Regions from separate parts of the Mus musculus genome. Here region 1 is linked to region 2. The links are chromatin loops, found by intact Hi-C in ENCODE. Cell type or tissue: heart. All regions are shown on one strand. Links, peaks and the distances in the headings refer to the core of each region. The heading gives the core; the rest is flanking DNA.

What was found. Peaks named below come from ENCODE experiments on the same cell type or tissue, not always from the same donor. Only the 100,000 strongest peaks of a DNase experiment are listed, where the experiment ranks them.
Region 1: it touches region 2 in a loop (4-fold over the local background); 13 of 42 quality-filtered maps call a loop at or near these places.

The regions. Positions count from the first base shown.
Region 1 is chr17:50,792,179-50,800,178 of GRCm38, forward strand. It overlaps Tbc1d5 (TBC1 domain family, member 5), which reads right to left. Exons shown (of 22, transcript NM_028162.4): 17 at 7,689-8,000. Gm41598 (a long non-coding RNA gene) reads left to right here. Exons shown (of 2, transcript XR_876871.2): 1 at 1-419; 2 at 1,326-1,412. Among named protein-coding and RNA genes, the nearest start is that of Gm41598, 5.3 kb to the left of the region's middle. In heart, for the core only: a CTCF peak has its summit at 3,468 (motif pointing left); a DNase peak (open chromatin) is centred at 3,483.
Region 2 is chr17:49,943,314-49,959,574 of GRCm38, forward strand. No RefSeq gene overlaps it. Among named protein-coding and RNA genes, the nearest start is that of Gm52302, 83 kb to the right of the region's middle. In heart, for the core only: a CTCF peak has its summit at 8,377 (motif pointing right); a DNase peak (open chromatin) is centred at 8,888; H3K4me3 peaks cover 564 bases; H3K27ac peaks cover 626 bases.

The sequences.
Region 1 (8,000 bases), core at 1-8,000, 840 kb after region 2:
GTCTACAAATGTGGATTGACTGATTAGAACTTCATGATGTGGAGAGGTGGTTATGTTGCAGGACCAGATGTGGGGAGGCTGGAATGTTGCAAGTGCAGAGCTTAGTTATAATTTATCTTGGGTGTCCTTTGCTTCATAAACAGCCATTCTCTATGTCAGACTTAACATCCTTGGACTAACAGATAAAAGCCTCTTAGAATGTATTAACTTAAAACCCAATTTCTACTAAACAAAACTTAAGGTCAGACAGCACCCGAGGCTGACAGTTGAGATTTCTCCACTTTGCCATAACCACCTACTTACTGTTTCCACCAATGTATTTGAAAAGCACTTTGATTTATGGTTTTCTTTGTTCTCTTTCTATGAAAACTCCAGGAAACTGGATGTATCCAGGGATGCACTGGAACATGGAATTTGAGGTAACTTAAAGTCTGTGTTCCCAGGCTGTGATTGTTCCTATTTGGACCCAGAGTAAACTTTCTCTTACTCTTCTTGAGGTAGTTTTTTTTTTGTATCAACAAGAGGAAAGTGAACCTGCTGGCAGGACTGAATTCTTACATGTACCAATGTCTAATTTACCATTTCATTTAATCCTAATTCAAAACAACTGTTGTGTAAAACTTTAACAATAAACAAATAAATAACCAACAAAATTCCACATGTTAAATTTTGATTGCTTGAGAGCCCTCTTCTACACAAACCTTCTTGTTTCCTTTCTAGAAACCTTCAGTGCCCATCTCAAGCAAGTTCTTCCGAGTTCCCCGAGGGGCCTCTAGGGACGGGCAGGCTGTCTTCATTCTGCCTGTTAACTGCTCTCAATCTCCATGCCAGTACATTCCTTTAGCTCTGGGAAATTTTCCTTATTGCTCTTTTTTGATTATTAACTCACTTCTGTTCTCTAGACTCTCAATACTTGACATTATAGTTCAAAATCATAGTTAATCTAAATTCCAGATAGGATAATTTAAATTTTATTATACCCTTAGAACACGTTAGTATTTGTGGATTATTATAGCTTATTTTCTTCCAAAATGGAAGAGTTGTGAACAGTTATATCTATCAGATTTTGTAAAATGTTAGCTGCCTTGGATACTTTCAGAAAGAAGGCACATGGTGGGCATTGCATAATCATATATATCTAATTCATTTATAAGGAATATGTGACATATAAGTAAATTTTATTATAATCCATTGGGACTTTGTTCCATTTAAAAGAAATTATAACACTATCAAAGAACAAAATCGTATTAACCTATCCCATTTTGTATCAATCAATGATTTCCATGAATAAATGATAATCAGAATAAGAAATGTTGTGTTTCTAGATCTCAAATGTGTGAGAGGAGCACTGTGCATCTTTCTCCTACCTTTCCTGTACCCACACTGCCTAGGGTTGCCTACCTGAGTAATAAGTCATCAAAAAGAGGAACAAGATATCAAACAGACATTGTGACTATAACAGGACTGTGCTGTTGATAACCATCCAATTGATGGATTGGATCAATCATGGATTGATTCCATTCAATCCTAACCACTCAATGAAGAGCTCAACAGAAGACAAGATTGGGACTCAAGAAGATTAATTCATTAGTTCAAGGACCTGTGGGGTATGTGTGTTAGTGTGTGTTAGCATAAGTCAAACAGATTTGTTCAAGCTTAAAAACTATACCAAAATAAATAATTACATTTCTGAATCCTGGATGTGGCATTAAACCTCTCTATATAATGTTTTATTTTCCTCCTTAACTATGTAAACTAGCTTGATAATATTTTTGTTACTGTGGAAACACCAACACTTAGAAAGCAGTCTTTGTACGAAGTTCCCTGCAGAGATCTTCTGAAAACCTTTTCTTCCAGAACAGTGTTGCCTTGAGCTGAAGAGTTTTCAGAAGGAATGTTAGCACTGGCATGGCCTGCTAGGGTAAATTCGCAGCCCTCACTCAACTGAGGGCTAGGTATTCTCAGGATGTAGGTATAAGCTATGCAGTGTCCTAGAGCTGTATGGACCAGTGTACTATATTAGATATGAAGCAGATTGCTATGGTGCCCTGAAATCCAGGCTATGTTCTGCTTATTGAGTGGATCTCCTAGAATAGGCTATATATGCAGAGGTTCTAACTTCACATAAAGGCATTATTGGGATCAGACACAACCATGTCTGGATATAGTCTATCCTTTTTTCATTCCCTTTTCCTTTCAACACACAAAGCAAATGGCTGTGTCCCTTGGACTCTAGGACAATGGAAGTTATTTGTCAAGCATCTCTTAGGAGTCTCTGCTGGCAAATGTCTTGGAAGGAAGGTCAGAGAATGAAGAAATAGTATTATGCTCCTGTAATGTCCTACAGATAATATTTTTGTGGTTTTCTTTCCTCAAAAAACCCCAATGAGATGAACAGGTGCTACAGTGAGTGAGCTGAGGGAAACAGTGGCTTATCTAGTTCAGGGGATGCAGAGCATCTCCTGTTCCCTCTGCCCCAGGTTCATCTCACGGTGGCTGGAACCTTCTCTATCGGACTGACAAACTCTCTGTCAGAGTGTGGGGGCAAAGGGAATTCTAAACACATTCAGACAAAGGGCCAGTTCTGACTGAGTTGTCTTAGAGCCCTACAGCAAGAGTAACATCCAAGAAGGCAGGGACACTGGGGAACCCTGGCGCCAACAAAACAGTGTGCCCTGCAGCAGGCACACTGGCTTGTTCCATAATTACTGTTGAATATAAAATCTTGATAAAAGAAAAATGATGGAGAGTATTTTAATATAAATAGGATTAGTTTATTATATGCATATGAATATTTTAAATTAAGCCAAACATGATATGAGGTTTAATTACTATTTTATTATTCTCATTTTAGCTTGAATTTGAATGAAAGAATCTTGAATTCTAAACTTCCATGTAACATAAATATTCTCATTATAATGTATTTCAACTAAAAGGTGCAAAGAAAAAGATTAATGATTGTAATCTTAAATATTTATGTCTTAAAATCCCATGGGAAGTACTGAAAATGGATAAGCTTTTACTTCTTAAGCTAAACTAATGGGTAATATTAAAATGCTAGTTTTTGACTGTAAACTGTTATGACTCACTATTTATGGTGGTTACATTGTACACTGGTTAAATCGTATGGCAAAAATTTTAATATGAAGGCAATACTTAAAATATTTCAAAATCAGGTTGTGAAAAAGACAAGTGGTAATTTTTTAGGTGGAATATGGGTAGTTAAAACACAGAAACAGATCTTACAACAAATTCGTCAAATATTGTTACAAACAATTCATCCAGTAACAAAAGTCCTTCCTTGTGTCAGCCATCCTACAGAACATAACGTTGCAAATGACCTCAAACATAGGTTGAATCATATTTGGCAAAGAAAAAGAGTTTTCACTGTGAACAGAAAATCCACAAGGCCTGATGCCACCAAAGTAGGCCCTAAGAGTGAACTTTTGTTTTACACAACAGTGCCACTTAGTGGCCAAACTATGGTAGTGGACCAGTGTGCTGAATGGAGAGTAGGGCCAGTAACTGGGTTTGGGAGAGAGTTGTGACACTGTAAGTGGCCAGAATGGGGTGGGGCAGTACATGCCAACAAATGAGAGAAGAGGGAGGGAGGGAAGGAGAGAGGGAGGGAGGGAGGGAGGAGAGAGAGAGAGACAGAGAGACAGAGACAGAGAGAGACAGAGGATGGATAAATAGATGACAGACGGGTGATTAGACAGATGGTAGACAGGGAGGTGGCAACTGTACCTTGGAGGTCAGTTAGAGCCTGGACAGGAACAGAAACCTGAGCATCGCTTCCTGTAACTACGTCGCCTAGATTTCATAAGAAAAAATAATTAGATATGATAAAGGAAAATAGACAACCTTTTGCCTTTCATACTCAATATTATAATATTTTATCGAATTATTAAAATTTATAGAACAGAAAATACAGTGGAAACTTAGATAAACATCTGACGTGTCTTTAAAGTAAGCAATGTCTTTAAAACGATGTTTCCAGTGGAGAGTTTGTGTCTGTTTTTACTAAGGAAAAGTTCACAAGTTCCTACTATAAGTTTCTACTATACTGTGGATTGGAAACCTCAGTATAAAAGTATAAAGGACTTCTCTGAGGAGATTTTTATGGCATTACAAATATTAGTATGTTTTAAAATATATCTTCTAAAAAAGACTTATTCATATGGAAGTTATATAACACTTATTAACAGGCATATTTTTTCAAAACTGATTTCTTCCAATGTAAAAAAAAATATTTTTAAACTAAACTTTAAAGGAAATTCATAGGAAAGACCTAAGCAAGCTCTAATTTCATGTTACCTAGTGAAAATATTTCAAACTTACCACATGTATTTTCAAATGCATCTGTGAACTACATCCCTTTATTATAGGCAATTATTAAATTGAAACCATAGTAAATGCTTATAATAAAGCAGTGTTCCAAAAAAAAAAAAAAAGAAAGAAAGAAAGAAAGAAAGAACCAGATGGGCATATAGAAAAGAAAACCGAGCTGGGAGAGCAGGTCTTAGTGACCCAGAAGGAAGAGTAGGAGAGGAGAGGAGAGCCACCCAGACACTGCCGTCCCTCCAGCTCTTCTGTTTCTGGGGCAGCAGTGTTCAACAATTACCAGTCACAGCCGTCAGACTAACCCCTAGAGACGGCAGTGTCGAAGGCTATTTCGTGGTTACTAAATAGAAGAAAGCAAGTCTTTTAAAAGTCTCCAGGATTCCTGTGTACAGCCTATGACTTTGTAGGCTTGCTTCTTCTTCAGCTTTTATATAATACATGCATATGACAACTATGTATTCATTTTACTAATATATATATAAAGTACTAATTAATATACTATAAATAATATGATTAACATATATAATAATATACAGGATCTCACACACACACATTTTGGTAAAAATCGATTTTAAACGAGATAGCATCCCTCAGTGTTCTGGCCACTTAATGTACTCTGATTTGTAGCGCGGCCACACTGTGTCATTACTGCATTCCTATCAACTAACAGGACAGAGAAATGTTCTCCTATAACCAAAATAAAATTGTGAAAGGGACCACATCCCACAGAAAGGCTTTGGGTAGAAAGAAAATGGTCACAACCTAAGTTTCCATAATAACATTTCCTAAATTGATAAATGGTAGGCTCAATTTCTGAACATTTTCAAGTCTATACCAGTTACCCGTTTTGCTATATAGATTTCTCATTTTAATATTTAAGGTAACGATTACTAAGAAGATGAGGGAACAGCAGCTCTGCTGATTTTCTTTTCCTCAGCGGACACATAAAGTCCACCATGAACGTTAAGTTACACATGCCTGCATCTGGGTGACAGAACCTCCCCTTAGAAATACAAATCACTATAACCTAGGAAACACATTTCCGTCTTTGCAAACAACCTTTGAACTTTCCCTCGGAGTCCCCTGAGAAGGCTGTCACTCGGTGGAGGGCTCTCTAGAACAGGAGCCTGCAGGCAGGCTGCGGTGGCTGGAGCTGTCAGTGAGGACACAGGGTCTGCAAGAATCCAGCACCAAGGCCAGAGTTGGAGGCACTCTCTTTATTCAACATCAAATGAAGGATACATCTGTCACCGTAAGCAGCACAGGTTTCCTGAGTCCGCAGGTTCCTAGGCATCAGCTCAGAGAGCTTGTTTAGGTGTGAAAACCATCAGAGCTCCAGGCATGGTTTAGGTTTTACAGTAAGGGAGGAAGATCATCAAGTAAGAAGCTCCAGCTCCATAAATGGCTCTTTTGGCCTTTACTTTATTTGATCTTTTATGTAAGTAGGAACACTAGCAGGAATTCTTGTTGTTAATATAAGTTTTTGTTGTTATTTTGGGGGGGGGTGTTGGTGGGAGTTCACATGAGAAGAATGAACCAGAAACAAACTAAAAGAGCTATAAAACAACAAACAAGGGCAATTTCTTTTAGGATAGGGATCAGTTTCAGAATGCTCTGTGATGCTCAGGCTCCACTGTGGTGCTGAAGTGCTCCGCTGCCTCCTTATAGCTGGGGAATCAGTCTTCAGCGATTGTTCCATCTTCATGCGCTTCCTTTCTCACTTACTGTGATATTAATACTTGACATTTCCTCAGAGATACAACTTTATATTCTATAGTCATTTGGCTTGGTTTCTCAGAAAATTTAAACTAAAGCATTAAGAGATTCTCTGACTCATTTGCCTGCCATCAGTTAGAATTACAACAGACTAAAGCTTGTTATCAAAGCAATATTGAAATCATATTTGTTTAGAACAATAAAACAGTACAATTAAGAGATATATAAAATAACATTCATTTCCATTCTGGAAGTGGGCATGTCTCCTGGCATTAAGATACATTTCAACATGTTAATGACTTGATGTCTCCTTTTCTTTAAATCATGTGTGACAGTCTACATTAAAAAGAGAAGAATGTAATTTTAAATGAGATATTCTCATAAAAGGTAAACAGAATACTCTAATAAACCTTAAATACTAATTGTATAAAACCTAATATTTCATATAGACAAAGTAATATAAGAACTGAAACCATGAAGACAGCAATGGAAGGCTCCACATGCACAGGCATGTGGACATATGTGCATGGCATTCCAGACGCACATGCATGTGCACATAAGTTCATGACACATTAACTGGCATCACCAGGGACTAAACTCCAATTTAAATGCCAATATGTAAAATCTTTACAATAATTTTATATGTGACATACTTAAGCAAAGCATACGAATGTAGTTTTGTTTGTGCTGACATTACCATTGCTATGGACACCACTAAATCCTGAATGCTGCTATTACTGTAGATATTCCTGTAAGGCAGAAACCAAGACTTAGGTGGGATGTTTGCTGAGACTGAATGTCTACAACTGCTATGCTTTCTGTGCAGTTTTTGCCATCATGTTGCTATTTCTTACTTCCAATACATGGCTAATAGTCCCACCAGTAAAAAGAAATGTGTTTGTTTCCCATTTTCTATAGAAAAGAAGTGTGGACGCTCTAAGTAAGAATTCAAAGGCTCTCTGTGGAAAAAGTGCTTTAGGGAGGGGACCCTGTGGGCAGGCCCTGATCAAGCTAGGACAGCGAGAGCACTCAGAACAGCAGCCTCCATCATCTCGCAGGCTTTTATATGTGGAACCAGTTATCATTTTGTGTATGGACTTGAATGCTCATCTTGCTTAGCTTCTTTTTTCTCCCTAAAGATTCAGATTGTATTCCTTAGCCATGACACAGGTGGGTGAGATGAGAGACCACAAATTTTCCTCTAAACCACGACACACTGCTAACTGTTGTGACTAGTATAGCCCATGTTACTGGGCCTTTCCATCTCAGACTCTTCTGAAAGAGGTCAAGACTCAAGCGTTTGTTCTGAAGCTATCAGAGAATATAGGCAGCTGATGAGTTCTATGCTGGGACTGTACATACCATTGTACAAGATGGGCATGTATATAACAAAATATAAATCACACTGAAATACAAATGCTGAAGAATACGTTGTCAAATACCTCATAAAATATAATCAAGAGGAACACCATATCAAATCTCTAGCTTTAAAAGGATCACATACAACAGATTTTTTTTAAAAAATAAGATTTCATGGATTCTGCTTCTGAGATGTTGGTTTCTCACCGGCAAGTGAGAAAATCTCACGTTACACCTCGGGATCTTTGGATTTACTGGGCTTTTCCTACCTTTGTTCAACTGTACCGGCATGCTTTCAGATTTCATCAGTCTCTGCTGCTGCTGTTGCTGCTGGTGTTGCTGCTGCTGCTGCTGTGGTTGCTGCTGCTGCTGCTGCTGGTGCTGCTGCTGCTGTTGCTGCTGCAGCAAATGATGCCTTGGGGCTTCTGTGGAGGTCCTGGTGGGGATGGCAGCAGAGAAGGAACTGCTGCTGTTGTTTCCGGGTACAGGGCCACCCATACTGCCCGGAGCTGAGGCTGGGGAAATCAGCTTTCTTCCAAAGTTAATCAAGCTGTTGGAGACCTTGTGTATATTCAGGGGAG
Region 2 (16,261 bases), core at 4,217-12,216:
CCAGGATGGGAAATAACATGGGATCCAATATGTAAACACCTTACCCATAAGACTCGGCTCTGGAATGGCATGGGAACCAGCATTCCCATATTCCCCTTCACATAACTGGGCTTAGGGACGGCATGCGGCTAACATGCTCATACTTCTCCTCATATAAGTGGGCTGGTAAATAGCATGGGGGCTATCTTAGTCAGGGTTTCTATTCCTGGACAAAACATCATGACCAAGAAGCAAGTTGGGGAGGAAAGGGTTTATTCAGCTTACACCTCCAAACCATTGTTCATCACTAAAGGAAGTCAGGACTGGAACTCAGGCAGGTCAGGAAGCAGGAGCTGATGCAGAGGCCATGGAGGGATGTTTCTTACTGGCTTGATTCCTCTGTCTTGCTCAGCCTGCTCTCTTATAGAACCCAAGACTACCAGCCCAGAGATGGTCCCACCCACAAGGGGCTCTCCCACCTTGATCGCTAATTGAGAAAATGCCTTGCAGCTGGATCTCATGGAGGCATTTCCCCAACTGAAGCTCCTTTCTCTGTGATAACTCCAGCTGTGTCAAGGTGACACACAAAACCAGCCAATACAGGAGCCAACATGACCATATGCCCTACATAGGTGACCAAACTTGGAAATTACATGAGGGCTAACATGCCCAGACACTCCTCCATGTGTCCAGTCTTGGAAATGTCATGGGACCAACAAGCTTGTATAGCCCCACATAGAACCAGGTTTAGAAATGGCATGGAGGCCAACATATAACCCCAGTATGGTTGGGACAAAAAGTGACATAGGGCCAAAATGCCCATAGATCTCCCCTTATGACAGGCAAATGGCATATGCTCACATAACCCCACTCTAAAATGCCTTGGTTGTCAAGGTGCCCATACACTTTTCCACATGACTAGGCTCAGATATGGCATAGAGGCCAGCATGCCCAGAAACCTCATTAGATGATGGGTTCATAGATAGCATGGGCCCCACCATGCCCACATACCCCAGCATTTTACTATTCTTGAGAATGGCATGAGGCATACATTCTCTGGTTGTTTAGCTTGGGGTATTTGTGAGACTCCTAACACTGGGGAAGGGAGGGTCTCTGACTCTTTTTCCTGCTCTTGGGAACCTTACCTTTACTGGGTTGCCTTGCCCAGCCTTGACATGAAGATTGGTGCCTAGTCTGATTGCATCTTGTTATGGCAGTTGATATCACTGGGAGGTCTGCACTTTTTAAAAAGCAAATGGAGGATCAGTGGATCTTAGGAAGAGGGGAAATGGGGAACAGGCAGTAGGAGGAATCGGGGAAGATGAGGCTCCATGAGAGAAGAATAAGTAAAAAGATAAAAGGAAAATGGCAAGAGGCTAATATGCTCATACACACCCACATATAACTGGTCTCAGAAAAGGCATAGAGTCCAGATGCCAACTATACTACTTAGGTGACCAGGCTCAGAAATGCAGTTGAGTACATCATGCTCACACACCCTCCCATGTGACTGGGCTTGGAAATGGCATAGGACCAAGAGGTCTGTATATCCACTCACATGAGTGGGTTCATAAATAGCATGGCAGTCAACATGCACCTTACCACCCCCCTAGAACTGGGTTTGGAAATGGCATTGGGTCATCAAGCCCCCATGCTCAGAGATGGCATTAGCCCAACATGCCCATCCATCCCCTCATGACCAGGTATGGTCATGACATGGGGCCAACATGCCCATGTAAATCTCTATATGAACGGGCTCAGAAGTGTCCTGAGGACATCATGAGTCCCATATACTGCTGACTTTAATGAGGCTTAGAAATGTTATAAGGGTCAGAATTTCTATTCATCCTTCCACTTAACCAAGTTCATAAAATGCCCTCATGGTGCAATACTGACATGGCCACCAAGGCCAGTATTGAGGCAGGCTAGGCTGACTCCATGCCAGGCTTCAAATTGGCAGTTCAGGAGACTAGGTCTAAATCTCTGTCACCAAAAATGGGCAAGTACAAGCAAGTCCAGTCCTCAGAAGCTGCCCCATCACCTGGCCTGAGACAAGGATAATGGGTCTGCAGCAGTTTCCAGACTTCCTCAGCAACAGTTTTCAGACTTCTCCAGCAACAGTTTCTAGGCCCCAACAACCAAGCAATGGTTCTGGAATGTCCCTAGAGATAGAGCCAACAGATTAAGATAGAGGTCACCTACCCTTCCCTGGAATTCCCCTAGTGTGCTTTAAATCAGGCTTCGAGCTCACTGGGGCACCTCCATCTTAGAAGATAGTATGCCCTAGCAGGCTGGACTTCTGCAGAATAAAACACTTCCTGCTTTTGCATACTATTTGAGTCTAGGGTATTGCTCTTTGGTAAATCATGGACCCTTACTGTACAGGGTTAAATCAGTGGTCTACCACAACTGCCTCTCAGAGTCCAACTCCATAGATGCCAAACGGGCCTGGGATTGCAGCCAATGTAGGAGCAGAGACCACATCTTTGGAGTGTTGTTGAGGCTTGGTTTGTATGGTAATGTTAACCTGCTGGCTCTGGTTGCTCTCAGGATGAGGAGATTCTCACCTAGACCCAAGTGATGCTCTGCAACCTTGCCCCGCCAGTTATCCCTGATTGGTGGATAAAGATGCCTACAGCCTGTAACTGGGCAGAAGAGAGATAGGTAGGGTTTCCTTTTTGGGCTTAGAGTCTGAGGAGAGACCAGGAGGAGGAAGAGGAGAAAGAGAAAGAGGAAGAGGAAGAGGAAGAGGAAGAGGAGGAAGAGGAGGAAGGGGAGGAAGAGGAGGAAGAGGAGGAAGAGGAGGAAGAGGAGGAGGAGAAGGTAGAGAGAAGATACCATGGGAGAGGTGAGCCATGAAAACGTGGCCATGGGGCTAGCCAATTAGAGTTAAGAGCTGCCCAGGTGGAATACGGCAAGCTATAACTTGGGGTTATCGATGAGGAAGTAGATTTTAATAACTAAGAGGGTAGATATCTATCTACACAGCTCTAGTGCATTAAAAGCTTATATAAATATAAAAGTTGTCTGTTTTTATCATGGAACTGAAGGACAAAGGTGGGGTAGAAACCACCGATTGATATTATTTATTTTCCACTATTGAATATAGGCAATAATGTAGCCCCAGGAGTACAGAGAAGGCCAAACAGGTGACAAAGCCAGGTAGCCAGTATCTAGGAGATACTGAGCCAGGGCTGGGTGGCTGGAAAGATTGTGAGTCCAGCTCAGTGAGCACTGTCATGCATCATTCTGTCCCTGCACAGCTGGGACAGTCACACATGGGACTTAATCATGTGTTATGCTGGGAGGGTTGGGGCAGGGAATTTAGACCTGGCCTATAAATAAGGAGCCAGGGCCAGTAAGGTTCTTGCCTCACATTGCTAAGTGTAGAATCCTCTAAAAGCCAATAGGAGGCTCTGACCCTCATCGGAGGGACGAACCTAGTCACCAGGGCTCTGGCAACCACAGGAGCCTCTCAGCACCCTTGGAATTGAGCTTCATGAAGAAATAAGAGCCTTGGTGGGGGGTGGGGGCTGACTTCTGTCAGTTTCTATCTGGAGCCACACCTATGCCTCTGTCTAACCCCAGGGACCTGCAAGTGGCTTGGGATGTAATGTGCAGAAGATTAAGATGTCAAGGCAGGGGCTGATTCCTAGTGCTTTTTACAATCATCACTCCATACAATTATGCAGTCTCAGAAATAATATCACTTTTTATTTTGGTGTTTGCTCAGGTAACCTATGCTGGAAGTCTAATTCTGCTGTTAATCCTGTGGGCTCAAAACTACATTTTATTCACTATTAAAAGTACAGAGTGTGTGGCGCTCTCATCCAGGATCACATCCCTAGAGGGCCTGTGACCAAAGCCCAAGAACAAACAAACTCTAGTTCTTTGGAAAAAGAATGCAGTCATTGGCAATATTATCAGCAGGAGGCTGCTACCCTGAAGCTGGAAGTCAAATGCAAAGGAAACAGGCTTTGTCTCAAGGCAGAGCTAGTCCTGTCTGGTTGCAACCTAATGGAGTGTCTGTATTGAATTGCTAGCGAGAGGGGTCCAGTAAAATACTGGGGTAGAACAGAAGGTCTAGTTCCTGTCCTTCCTCTTCTCGGACCATTGGACTGGAGATGACTGTCCCTTTGAAAGTAAATGTCCTTTTGCCTGAAAAGTGTGAGTTACTCAGCCCAGCAATTGTATGTAGCAGGCACAGTTTGCATTTACATAGCCTATTGTACACATTGAGATGACAGCTGATCTTATTTTAAGTTTGATGTGTTTATAAAAAGATAAAGAGAAGGGGAATATGTTCTATGGGTGTATAGTCAGGTATGGGGGAAGAGGATGTCTCAGCAGGCCCATGCTGAGGCATCCCCTCCCCCTGAGGGACCAGCCATATGATGGTATAGTATAGAATAGAGGGGGAGGGAGAGGGAGGGGGGGAGGGAGAGGGAGAGGGAGAGAGAGAGAGAGAAGAGAGAAGAGAGACAGAGAGACAGAGAGACAGAGAGACAGAGACAGAGAGTAGAGAATTAAAAGCTTGCCATGAACACATGGAGAGAGGAGAAAGGGGATAGGGAAGGGAGGGGGAGGGAAAAGCCCCAAGAGAGCGGGAGAAAAACAAGAGAACAAGAGAGGGAGGAGGGGCAAGCAGTCTCTTTTATAGTGGGCCAGGCCTACCTGGCTATTGCCAGGTAACTGTGGGGAGGAGTTTATACAGAAAGCTAACAACTTTAATAGTGAAGTCTTTGGGGAGGAAAAGAGTAACTCTTTACAGAGTTGGTTCAGAAGGTCCACAAACATTATTTGTGCATAACTGGAGTTCAATACAGCAATCAGGAAGCAGTTTTATCCTTCGAGGGTTAATTCTGCCCCCCTGGAGCAAAGGAGAAATCTCATTAAAGCCCACAGAGCTCATATGCTCCTTGCACCTTTATAGACATATTCTCCCCAGGTAGCCTCTGGGACATGGAGAAATGAGGCTTTTCAGTGTCTACCTTTAGTTGCTCTGTGAGTTATTCTTGAATGTACAGAAATGTATGCAGTTACACTAGGGAGAATCAGTCAATAAAGCCTGGGGGAAGGCCAGGAGCCATGGAGCCATGACAGCATGGAGACAAGGGGGTCCTTGAAGCTCTGTGGCCAGCCAGTCTGGCCAGTCATTGAACTCTAGATTCAATGAGATTCAATGAGAGAGCTTGTCTGGGGAATTAAGATGAGCAGAAGTCCAGTGGACTTCCCCACTCAAGTGCAGGCCACACTAGTCAGAAGAACAGGGTGTTCTGGGATGGGACCCCAGCAGAATCATCATCAAAGAGAGCAGAGAGGCTTCATCCAGCAACTGATGGGAGCAGAGTCCCACAGCCAAACCTTAGGGGGAGCTCAGGAGTCCTGTGGAGGGGGGGGCACCAGAAGAACAGGGCCCACAGAATCAACTGACTGTGACTCATGGGGGCTCACAGATATCAGGGACCCTGTAGAGGTGTATATGTGTATATGTGACCTAGGTCTTATGCATATATGTAATGGCTCAGTAACTTGGTGTTCTTGTAAGACTCTTTTCCTCCTTCTGGATTACTTTGTCCAGCCTTGATGGAATGGCATGTGGCTGGTCTTACTATACACATGTGCACATACATATACCATACATGTGCACATACATATACCACATGTCTACACATACATATGCCAAACATGCACATATGTATACCACACATATGCACATATATACTACATACATATACCACGCATGTGCATACATATACCACACATGTACACATACATATACTAAGCACATACACAAATGGATTATTCATCTGTGTTTGGTAGTACGTGTAAATTGTTAATATTTTTATTTTTTAAAAAAACTTTATTTTTTTGATTATTGGTACCGGGAATTAGATCTCAGACCTCATATTGCTAGGCACATGGTCTACCAGCTCAGCTACACTCACAGTTGGGTAGGCCTTTTAGGAAACATTTTACTCAGACCCTTCAAGAACAGTTTTCTGGGGGCATCTTAAAATATTAAGTTAATAAGAAAGTTACAAGGGAGCCATGTGGCTTTTCTGTGTAATATTCCAATTTTTCTCTGAGCACATATTACCTAAAATAGAAAAGGAACAACTAACGAGCCATTTATTAATGACAGTTGACATACCTGCCCATTGGACAAATCCTTGATGTGTTTTGTGTGATTAGGGCAGTCAATGAGTGACTTCTTTAGCACTAGGAAGCTTGAGGTTTAGGAGCAGGCGAGGGCAAAGCTGCTAAGTCGCAGAAAGCCACGGTGCCCACGCAAGTCTGCCTGACTCTGGAATCCAGGCTCTCTGTCTTGTGTGATCTGGAGCTTCAGGCAGTGGGAGGAAGCGAGCACAAGCTTTCCCACGGCAGCAAGTCCCCCAGAGACTAGATTGTCGGCATTCTCGGAGGTTCCCATCACCTGGTGGCTCTCCCCTTGTCTGTGGTTCCTATGGCTCTGCCCAGTAGTGTGCTGAACCATGGAACCAGACTATCGGCTTTAAACTCCACTCAGAACCTTTAAAGGAGACGTTAAAGTGACTCTTAAACTTTAGATTTATTCCTTAAAAGGAATGGGAGCATTTTGGCTCCTGAGAGTGTAACAAATGAGATTTACTAGCAGTGAGAGACACTTAAAGTCCTCCTTCTGCCCCCCACCCCCATAAATTTTACCGCTTCATTTAAAAAGTAACAGCAACCAAAGATCTTAACATAAGAGCAGATTTAGAACTAGATCATAACTGTGCAATAAGAATAATATTTTTGATACACCCTCTTGTATGTCAGACCAGGGATGGTTTTTATTGGGGCTATTAAGCTTTCCAGGTGGTTTGAAAGGAGGAGAAAAACTTTACTCTTGTTAGCCAGGTTCTTCCATGAGCATTTCATTTATCCCTCTCAGCTGTTCAATGAGGCTTTGTGTGTGTATGTGTGTGTGTGTGTTTATGTATGTTGTATGTATATAGATGTGTGTTGTGTGTAGTTGTATGAATGTGTGTTGTGTGTGTTATATGTGTGTTGTATGTTTAAGTATTGTGTTTATGTGTGTTTTTATGTGTGTTTGTGTATGTGTTATATGTATGTGTGAAGGTCTGTGTGTTGTATGTGTGTTTATATGTGTGCTATGTGTGAGCGTTGTGGGTATGTGTGTGTTGTATGTATGTGGTGTATACATGGTGTGTGCCTAGGTGTGTGTGGTGTATATGTACATATGTTGCACGTATGTGTATGTATGCATATGTGTGTGTTGTACGTGTGCTGTGTGTGTATGTTGTGTGTGCATGTTGTGTGTATGTGTGTGTTGTATGCATATGTGTGTTGTGTGTATTGTGCATATGTGTATTGTGTGTACTGTGGATATGTGTGCATTGTGTGTGTTATATGTTGTTTGTATGTAGTCTGTATGTATGTTGTGTTTGTGTTGTATGTATGTGTATATTGTGTGTGGTATATGTATGTGTGTGGTAAGTATATGTTTGTGTGTATTGTGTGTTGTGTATCTGTGTATGTGTGATAATGTATGTGTGAGTTATGTGTGTGTTGTGTGTTACCCAAGATTAAACAACAGGATAATATATCATACCTGAGCCGTTTCACTGATTGCAAGACGAAAGCTGTGTGTGGTACTGTGCACCTCTGAGGTTTTCTTACCAGGCACAGTGGTCTGTTGCTTCCTTGATTTGTCTAAAATGGCAGGCGCCATGACTGCTCTGCAGCTCTGTGCTACCTCAGGACTTTCTTGCTCTTTGGGGCATGAATCTTTCCTTCTCTCCCCGGTGGCTCAGGCCCTATCTAACTACAGGCAGGCAGTAGGGCTCTGACTCCGGAGATATCCTGTGCTACCCGCTTCTGCCATCTGTCTCTGCAGCTACCGCTCTACCAGAATCCTAGACTTCAGTTTTCTAAACACACTCCCCAGTTCAACCTCGGCAGCCTTTTTAAAATGTAGATATGGTACTGGAGAGATGCTCAGTGGCTAAGAACACTTGCTGCTCTTGTATAAGACCTAAGTCCAGTGCCCATGTTGAGTGGCTCACAACAGCCCAGGACTCTAGCTCCAGGGGGTCCAAAGCCCCCTTCCAGCCCTCAAGTGTGAAAACCTCCACAAATACACATACACAATTAAAAATAAAAGAAAAATCTTTTTTAAAAAGTATACTATCTGAAGCCCTTGAACATACAAAAGCAGGTAGTGATTTTTTTATTTAAAATTGTTATTACATGTATGTATTTACTGGGAGAGAGGATAGCACATGATATATGTATGCAGTTAAGAGGCCATCTCGCCTGCCTATGTCGCTGTTTCCAATACTTTAGTTCAAGGACTGTCCCTGCGCTGCGGCTTGAAAGGCAGCACTGGTAGTTTTAGTTTTTAAATGACTTTTGCCAGGAGGTGGCGCTCTTGCTCACGATTACTGTTAACACAATTAGGTCTTAGAATTTGAAAAAGAGCAGCTTTTGAGAATTGACTTTTCTTTGTTTTCTAGTTGAGTTGAGAAACAGGCCATTTACACAGCACGGTCTCTAAAGACTTATTCTACTGTAAAAACGTTTACTCTAGCAGTAGGTGTCTAAAACGTTAAGCGGAACAATGTCCACCCGCTACTATTCACAGACTGAATTTAACAGGGTTCAGGTCCCAAGTCACATAATTGTATCATTCTAGCTTTTGGCTGCGCGGAACCATAAGGCGAATCACCGTGGTCAGACAGCAAGGGGCCGTGGGTGGCAGAATGCGAATGTGGAGGGTGTTTCGGGAGATGGCTAACAGCCAAGGAGGAACAGTCGGAAAGGAGCCGGCCACGTGTGGGGAAGGGTTCATGGGGAGGAATAACTGAAAGAGGATTTGCTTAGAGGACTGATTATAAGGAGACTCCCTTCAGTGTGGCGCTAGGGCTCAAACCCGGGGCTCTGTGTGTGTGCACGTGCTTGAAAACAAACATTCTTTCACGGAGCCGCAGCACGCTCTCAATTCCAAATGAGCTTTTTCTTGTGCAAGTGAGACTTGGTTGGCCTTTTCGGCTTCCTGTCATTGTCCTCACCCATTGTCTCTGCCTTTGCAGGAACTTGGTGAGAATTTCAGTACATGGAAAAACTCTCCCTAATCCAGCTGGTGTGTATCCAGAGGTCTTGTGTACTGCTGGGACCAAAATATTGTATTAGACAGCTGTATGCTGAAGAATGCCCAGAATAAATAAGTTCTTCCCCCCTCCTCCCTCTCCCTCTCTCTCTCTCTCTCTCTCTCTCTCTCTCTGATTAACATGCTATTTTCGGTGAAGCAAATCTGATAGAGAAAAATGCATAAGTTTTGCATGAGCTTGAAGGAGACCTTCCTGACTGGAGGGGAAATAGCCAGTAATGCGTTCATTCTCAAGGTTGCCACAACATATCAGTAAGAAACGAGTCTTTTATCTAAAGGCTACTTTGACCAGTTCTTACTTGTCTCACCACCTTAGTGATATGTTTATTGTTTGTCTTCTCCTGCCTATTAGGATCTAAGTTACCTGACGCTCTCTTCATACACGGCCACCAAAGCTGTCATGCTTGCTTCATGCCAAGCCGTTCCTACATGTTATCGCATGGCAAGCTAAATTAACAAAGCTTCATTAATTGGACGGACTAGTCTCCTAGCACTAAATATACTTCAATGAAATGCTTAAGAAGCGCACATTCTATTCTTAGAGTTCGCATAAAGGGAACAGACCAAGATAATATAACATATTAAATGTGGAAGTTTAGGGGTCTGCAAGATGACTCAGGAGCTAAGACTGCTGGTCACCAAGCCTGAAGACCTGTGTTTGAGCCCTGGAACACATATGGCAGAAGGACCTCTAACCTCTACTCACACACCAGGCTGCAAGCACAGAACACACATATGCACATTTAACACAGAGATGGAAAAATAACCCACATAATTTAAAAAAGAATTAGGTGTATGGGTGTTTTGGGGGCACATGTCTCTGTGCACCTCTTGTGTGTTTGACGCCTGCAGAGGCCAAGAGAGCATATTGGATTTCTGGAACTGGAGTTATTGATGGTTGTGAGCTGCCATGTGGGTGCTGGGAATTGGACTCCAGTTCTCTGGAAAAGCAGCCAGAGTGCTATTAACAACTGAGCCATCTCTCCAGTCCCAGAAAAAAAAAAAATTTTTCTTGAAAAGCTGTGGATTTTTTTTTTTTTTTTTAGCAAAGAAGTATTTAAAAACTGGCACAAGAAAATGATACAAGAACAAAAAATGTTTAGCTCTTAAAAAGTAAAGAGGCGTGTGGTTGCCCATGGTTGTAGTTCCCTCATTCAGAGCTGAGGCAGGAGAAGGCCACGTCTGGGGCCAGCCTTGGGATATACAGTGAGTTCAAGGCTGGTCTGGATACTTTGTGAGCTTATCGCACAAAACCAGCCAGGGAAAATGAAGTGCTAAGAACCTTTCTGTTTCTCCCCCCCCCCCCCCCCCAGAGGATAATTTACAAACAAAAGTACTCAGTACCTGTGAGGACGGCTCCAAGAGTTTACAAAGTAGACACACGGGTGCCATCAGCACCGGTGTAAAGAAAGCGTGACTGCTCACTTGCTTTCTAACATGACAGAGTAATTTTGCCGGTCTTTACACACCACATGGCTTCAATCAAAGGGCATGTGTTCTTTGGAATCTAGATGCTTCCATTCAGTATGCCTGCAGCATTCACTTCTAGTACTTTCCATAGACGTGCGCTGCCTCCGCTGTACTGTGCGCTGCATGGATTTAGTTGTTTAGTTGTATTTTAGGTAGCTGCTAGTTTGGTCTCTTAGGAAAAGTATTATTTTTCTGTTGCTTTTAAATATCTGTGACTGTTAAACTTTTATTAATTTGTATTACATTTATTTACTTGTGTGTGTGTGTGTCCATGTATGCACATGTGCGTGTATAGCGTGTACATGGAGGTCAGAGGACAACTTACAGAATCTGTCTCTCCTTCTACCATGAGGATCCCAGATACAGAACTTGGGTTTCAGGCTTGCTGACAAGTGTTGTTACTCTCTGAATCATCTGATAGCCCGAATATTAAACTTTTTTGCTTAGAAACTTCAGTAAATCAGTCTATGTCTTACACTTTGTTTAATTATGTGTATGTTTTAATATTATATATGTAAAACATGTATAATATTATAATATGTATGTATATGCATCACATACGCATATATATTATATATACGTTTTTTGAGAATTTCATATATTTTTCATGCCTGGCCTTTGTTCCCCCATCCATGTGTCCTTTAGTTTCAAACAGATCTTTATAGTTTGTGCTTTATAAGCCTCGGTTTGGTTTACAGCCGGCGCTTTAGCTTTATGTCGACTTACTTTAAGCAGGAGAGTTCTTAGGCTCCTGTGTCATTTGGTTTGATTCTCAGAGACTTGATCTGGTGACAGTTGTTGGTCTGTCAGACTCAGGAGAGGCTGTGTATTGGCCCCAGGACACGCACCACTAGACTGTTAAACGTTTTTAGATGCACAGAGCATCACTGGGAGGTTTGTAGTATTTTGTCCACATCTGCAAGCATGGCTGGTGATTGCGTTCTCTGTGCTTTCTGAGGGTTGTTTGTGATAAAGGGTGGTGTGTGTGTCAAATCAGCTTTACATTGAGTTTTTTCTTTTGGAGAAGTATGTAAAATTAGTTCAGCAGTGTATACCATTTCTAGATATGGGAAAATATACTTTCCCACTGATGAAGACCCTTAATTTTTCTTGAACTTATAGAAATGCTGATTGCGTAAATATGAGGCTTTTAGAATTTCTTTGCAAAAGTGAAATCTCACTAGTTGTAAAGAAAAAAATGGTTTATTTCACCAGCTTGTACTGTGCTTTTTGGGGTGTGAACAGGCAGGGAGACAAAATGGAGCCAATGTTGGCAAGTGTTTAAAGGCCCAGGTAGCAAAGATTTTAGTCTTTATGGGTCAGGGTGCCTCATTTTCAATACTAAACTGTGTCTTTGTGTCATGGACTACCATGACAACGTGTCAGCAAATCAAGGTTGTCATGCCTGATAAAATACCACTCAGTAAAGTGCCCAGTTTGGGCGCATAGGAAGTAGCCATCTGTCTGTCTCTGAGTTAGAGTTGTAATTGTCTTGGGTGTTACTGCTGAAGCACTGGGGACTTTGGAGAGGTTCTTTTGATCCACGTTTAGGATAAAGAAAGGAGAATAGTGTGAAGTCTAATAGTATGATTGGAAAGTTGAGCATTTTCATGCTTAGGAATCAGGAAAGTACAGAGGTCTAATGATAATTTTATAGGAAGAAATTACTAATTTTGGTTGCTCCAAACTGGGAGAAGATGGGAGGTGCTAGAGATTATTATAGACCCAGAGGAAACCCCAACTTCAGAGCAGGGAGTAGCTTTCCTTTAATGAAAAGACCTTTACTCTGGCTTTTAAGCTGGCTGTACTGGATGCGCCTCTTCAACTGCGGCATCATATTTTACCTTTATCTATCTATCTATCTATCTATCTATCTATCTATCTATCTATCTTCTAACTATCTATCAGCTATCTACTACCTATCTACTACCTATCTATCTTCTACCTTCTATCTATCTATCTATCTATCTATCTATCTATCTATCTATCTATCATTCATCCACTATCTATCTATCTATCATCTATCTTCTACCTATCTATCATCTATCTATCTACCAAGATGGGACACTCACTATATAGCTCTGGATGCCCTGGAACTCTCACTCTGTAGACCAGGCTGGCCTCAAACTTACAGATATACACCTGCCTCTGCCTCCTGAGGGCTGGGATTAAGGCCTGGCAGCCACCAGGTCTGGCTCTAATGGTCAGACCTTCTACTCTTGCCTTTAGTTTGTAGAACAAGAAGACTTTACTTTTACAGCTCCCCGTGTTGGGGTTGGGGAGACAGTGCCGTGGTAAAGATGGCTTGCTGTGAAAGCAATAGGACTAGAGTTTGAATCTCCAGCACCCACATAAAAGCTGGGCATGCAGCACGGGGCTTTGGGGGAGGGCAAGAGGCTGGTAGATTCCAGGAGCTTGATGGCTAAGCAGCGTAGCCAAAACAGCAAGCTCCAGGTTCAGTAGGCCTGTTTCAAACGCTACGGTGGAGGGCAGCAGAGGAAAAATACCAGATGAACTCCTCTGCTTCCACATATGTGCACACAGAGTATACACATGTGCTCATACATACACACATGCACACCGAATTAAAAACAAAGCTCTTACTATGTATCATTTGCTCTTTGGACCCTGAGTTTGGGTTTTAATAATAGGCTGCCATGTGCTTTAACTAAAAGGAAATGGTGCATAGGAGATACTCTGGACTTGGGTCATCTCCCCTAACCTCAGGGAACCTCCAGTTCAGAATTCCTACACCAGGGACACTTGTCACCTCCCAAGTGGACAGAGGGAACAGTAGCTCACACAGAGATGTCCGTCCAGTGTTGGCATTGTGTTTTCTCTGATAGATATAAGGTGGACATTATGGTGAAGATTCTTCTGGGGCTCTAAGTGTTGCCACCTGAGGCATGCTGGTGTAAGATATTCGACTCTGAATTGAACAGTCTTAGTTAAGGTTTTACTGCTGTGAAGAGACACCATGACCAAGGCAACTCTTATAAGGTCAACATTTAATTGGGGCTGGCTTATGGGTTCAGAGGTTCAGTCCATTATCATCAAGGTGGGAACATGGCAGCACCCAGGCAGGCATGGTGCAGGAGGAGCTGAGAGTTTTTACATCTTCATCTGAAGGCTACTAGCAGAATACCAGCTCCCAGGCAGCTAGGATGTGTCCTAAAGCCCACACCCTCAGTGACACACCTACTTCAACGAGGCCAAACTTAATAGTGCCACTCCCTGGGCCAAGCAGGTCACAGAATGAGCAAGGTGGGCAACTTCAGAAAGGTCAAGAGTAGGAGTTGTAAAGCAGTAACTATTATTGTTCAGGCAAGAGAAATATTGTTCCGGAAGGGTCACTCTGTCCTCAGCCCATGTGAAGACTCACCCAGTGAGCAAGTCCCACTGTTTGTCACTCGGGCGGGAACATTTTACAAGAACAGAAGTTTGGAAATTAATACTTTTGCAATCATTTATCGTTTGGCAGTATACCAGGTATTGGGCATTGGAAACACAGGCAAACATTTGTCTTTATGGTTTAGTGGTGCTCTGATCCAGAAAAGCTGTTTTTATATACTTCATTGTTTCTGGTAAAACGGTTTTTCATATATACCAGTATACTTTTAGAAGCTTATACCTTCTGCTACAATGTCTTGCATGCATTGTTGCAATTCTGTTTAGAAAGTATTAAAGTATGCAGTGGTTGGTTCTTGATTTCTCCAGCAACCCTGGGAGGGATGTGTAGGCTTCTTGTTGGTGTATTTGGTTGGCTTTTATTAGATTCTTAGATCTCTGCATCCCTTCCAACCCTTCCTCCACTAATCCCTTCCAACCTTCAACACTAGGTAGGAGAAAGATGGATAGAGGGGAAAGGGCATGTAGACCTCTTTAGACTACTACCTGCTGCTTAGAGACATTGTGGTCCTTGGGGCCAGTCCAACTTTCCTTTTCAGGATATCTCCAATTTCTCTTCTAACTGAACAACAGCAGCCAGGAGCAACAAGGGGAGCAGAAGCCTCCTCCTCCTCCTGCTCCTCTTCCTCTTCTTCCTCCTCCTCCTCCTCTTTCTCTTCCTTTTCTTCTTCAGGATGTCTCCACCCCTCTCATGACTCTGGCATTTATCCCCTATGCAGAGTGCCCAGAATTAACTATCTGCAGCTGGCAAAGATCACACCCCTGCTAGTGGATGAGACTTGACAGCTGTGGGCAAATTGAAGCAGCCCGATATCCCACACCTGGGATTGAAACAAAAACGTTCACGTAGCATAACTGGGTTTTTAACGAGACCAAACTTTTCACTACATCCACCCTGTTCCTCAAGTGAGAGAGTATACCCAGAGGTTTGTTGGAATGGTCCTGCTGCTAACTTGCTTAGGAAGGTATGATTCCTACTTCTTATTCCCAGAGTGGCTCTTAGTAGCATTCACTTTACTCTCAGAACTGCACCTGTGCACACACACATACAAACACACAGAACAATGAATTAGGCTGTTGGCCTTAGTTTAAAGGACTTGTTGAGGTACATGGAAGGCTCTGCCCCTGAACTCAGATTTTTGAGTATGTCCTAGTTCTAGTTCATCAGTGCTTTCTATGGTGCCTGGTGCTAGATTTGAACATAAGATGGTTATCTTAGGGTTTTTATTGCTGTGAAGAGACATCATGACAGCCATTCTTCGTTAAAAAAAAAACTAATTAATTAACTAATTTCATCCCAAATGCTGACCCCTCCTAATTCTCCACTCTCACAGAGTCCCTCTCCTATCCCTCCTCCCCTTATCATCTGAGAGGGTGGGCCCAGCCCCCGGCATCCCCCACCCTTATTCATCGAGTCTGTAAGATTAGGCACATCCTCTTCCACTAAGGCCAGACAAGGTAGACTTGGAGACTGAACTGCATGTCGGCTACATGTAGGCTGGGGGCCTCATTCCAGCCCAAGTATGTTCTTTGGTTGGTGGTTCAGACTCTGAGAGCTGCCAGGGGTCCAGGTTAGTTGATTCTGTTGATCTTCCTGTGAGGTTCCTGTCCCCTTCAGGGCCGTAAATCCTTCCCACAACTCTTCCATAAGCATCCTTGACCTTTGTTCAATGTTGAGCTGGACCATAGCAATTCATATAAAGGAAAGCATTTAATTGGGACTGACTTACAGTTTCAGAGGTTTAGTCCATTATTGCTATGGTGGGAAGCATGGTGGCACACAGGCAGACATGGTTCTAAAGAGGTAACTCAGAGTTCTATTTCTGGCAACAGGAATTGAGAGTTACATTGGATCTGGCTTGAGTTTTTGAAACCTCAAATCCCACTACTAGTGACACATTTCCTCCCACAAGGTTACACCTACTCCCTCAAGGTCACCCCTCTAATAGTGCCACTCCCTGTGAGTCTATGGGGGCAGTTTTCACTCAAACCACAATATGCTTTTTAGAGAAAAATCCCAGAAAATGCAGTGTGATGGCCTGACAGCTGTCCTATGGCTCCTGGAATGTTCAACTCACCATTCAGAGTCCCATGTGATAGTGAAAAAGGTTTCTGGAAGGGAGTCACAGTCTTGCAGCTTTGGAAACACAGTAACCAATACAATGTTAACATCCCATAGGCACTTGCTATTTGCACCACTGAGTAGATTACACAAGCGCTGACCCCAGCATTGTAGATGAGTGTATGCTC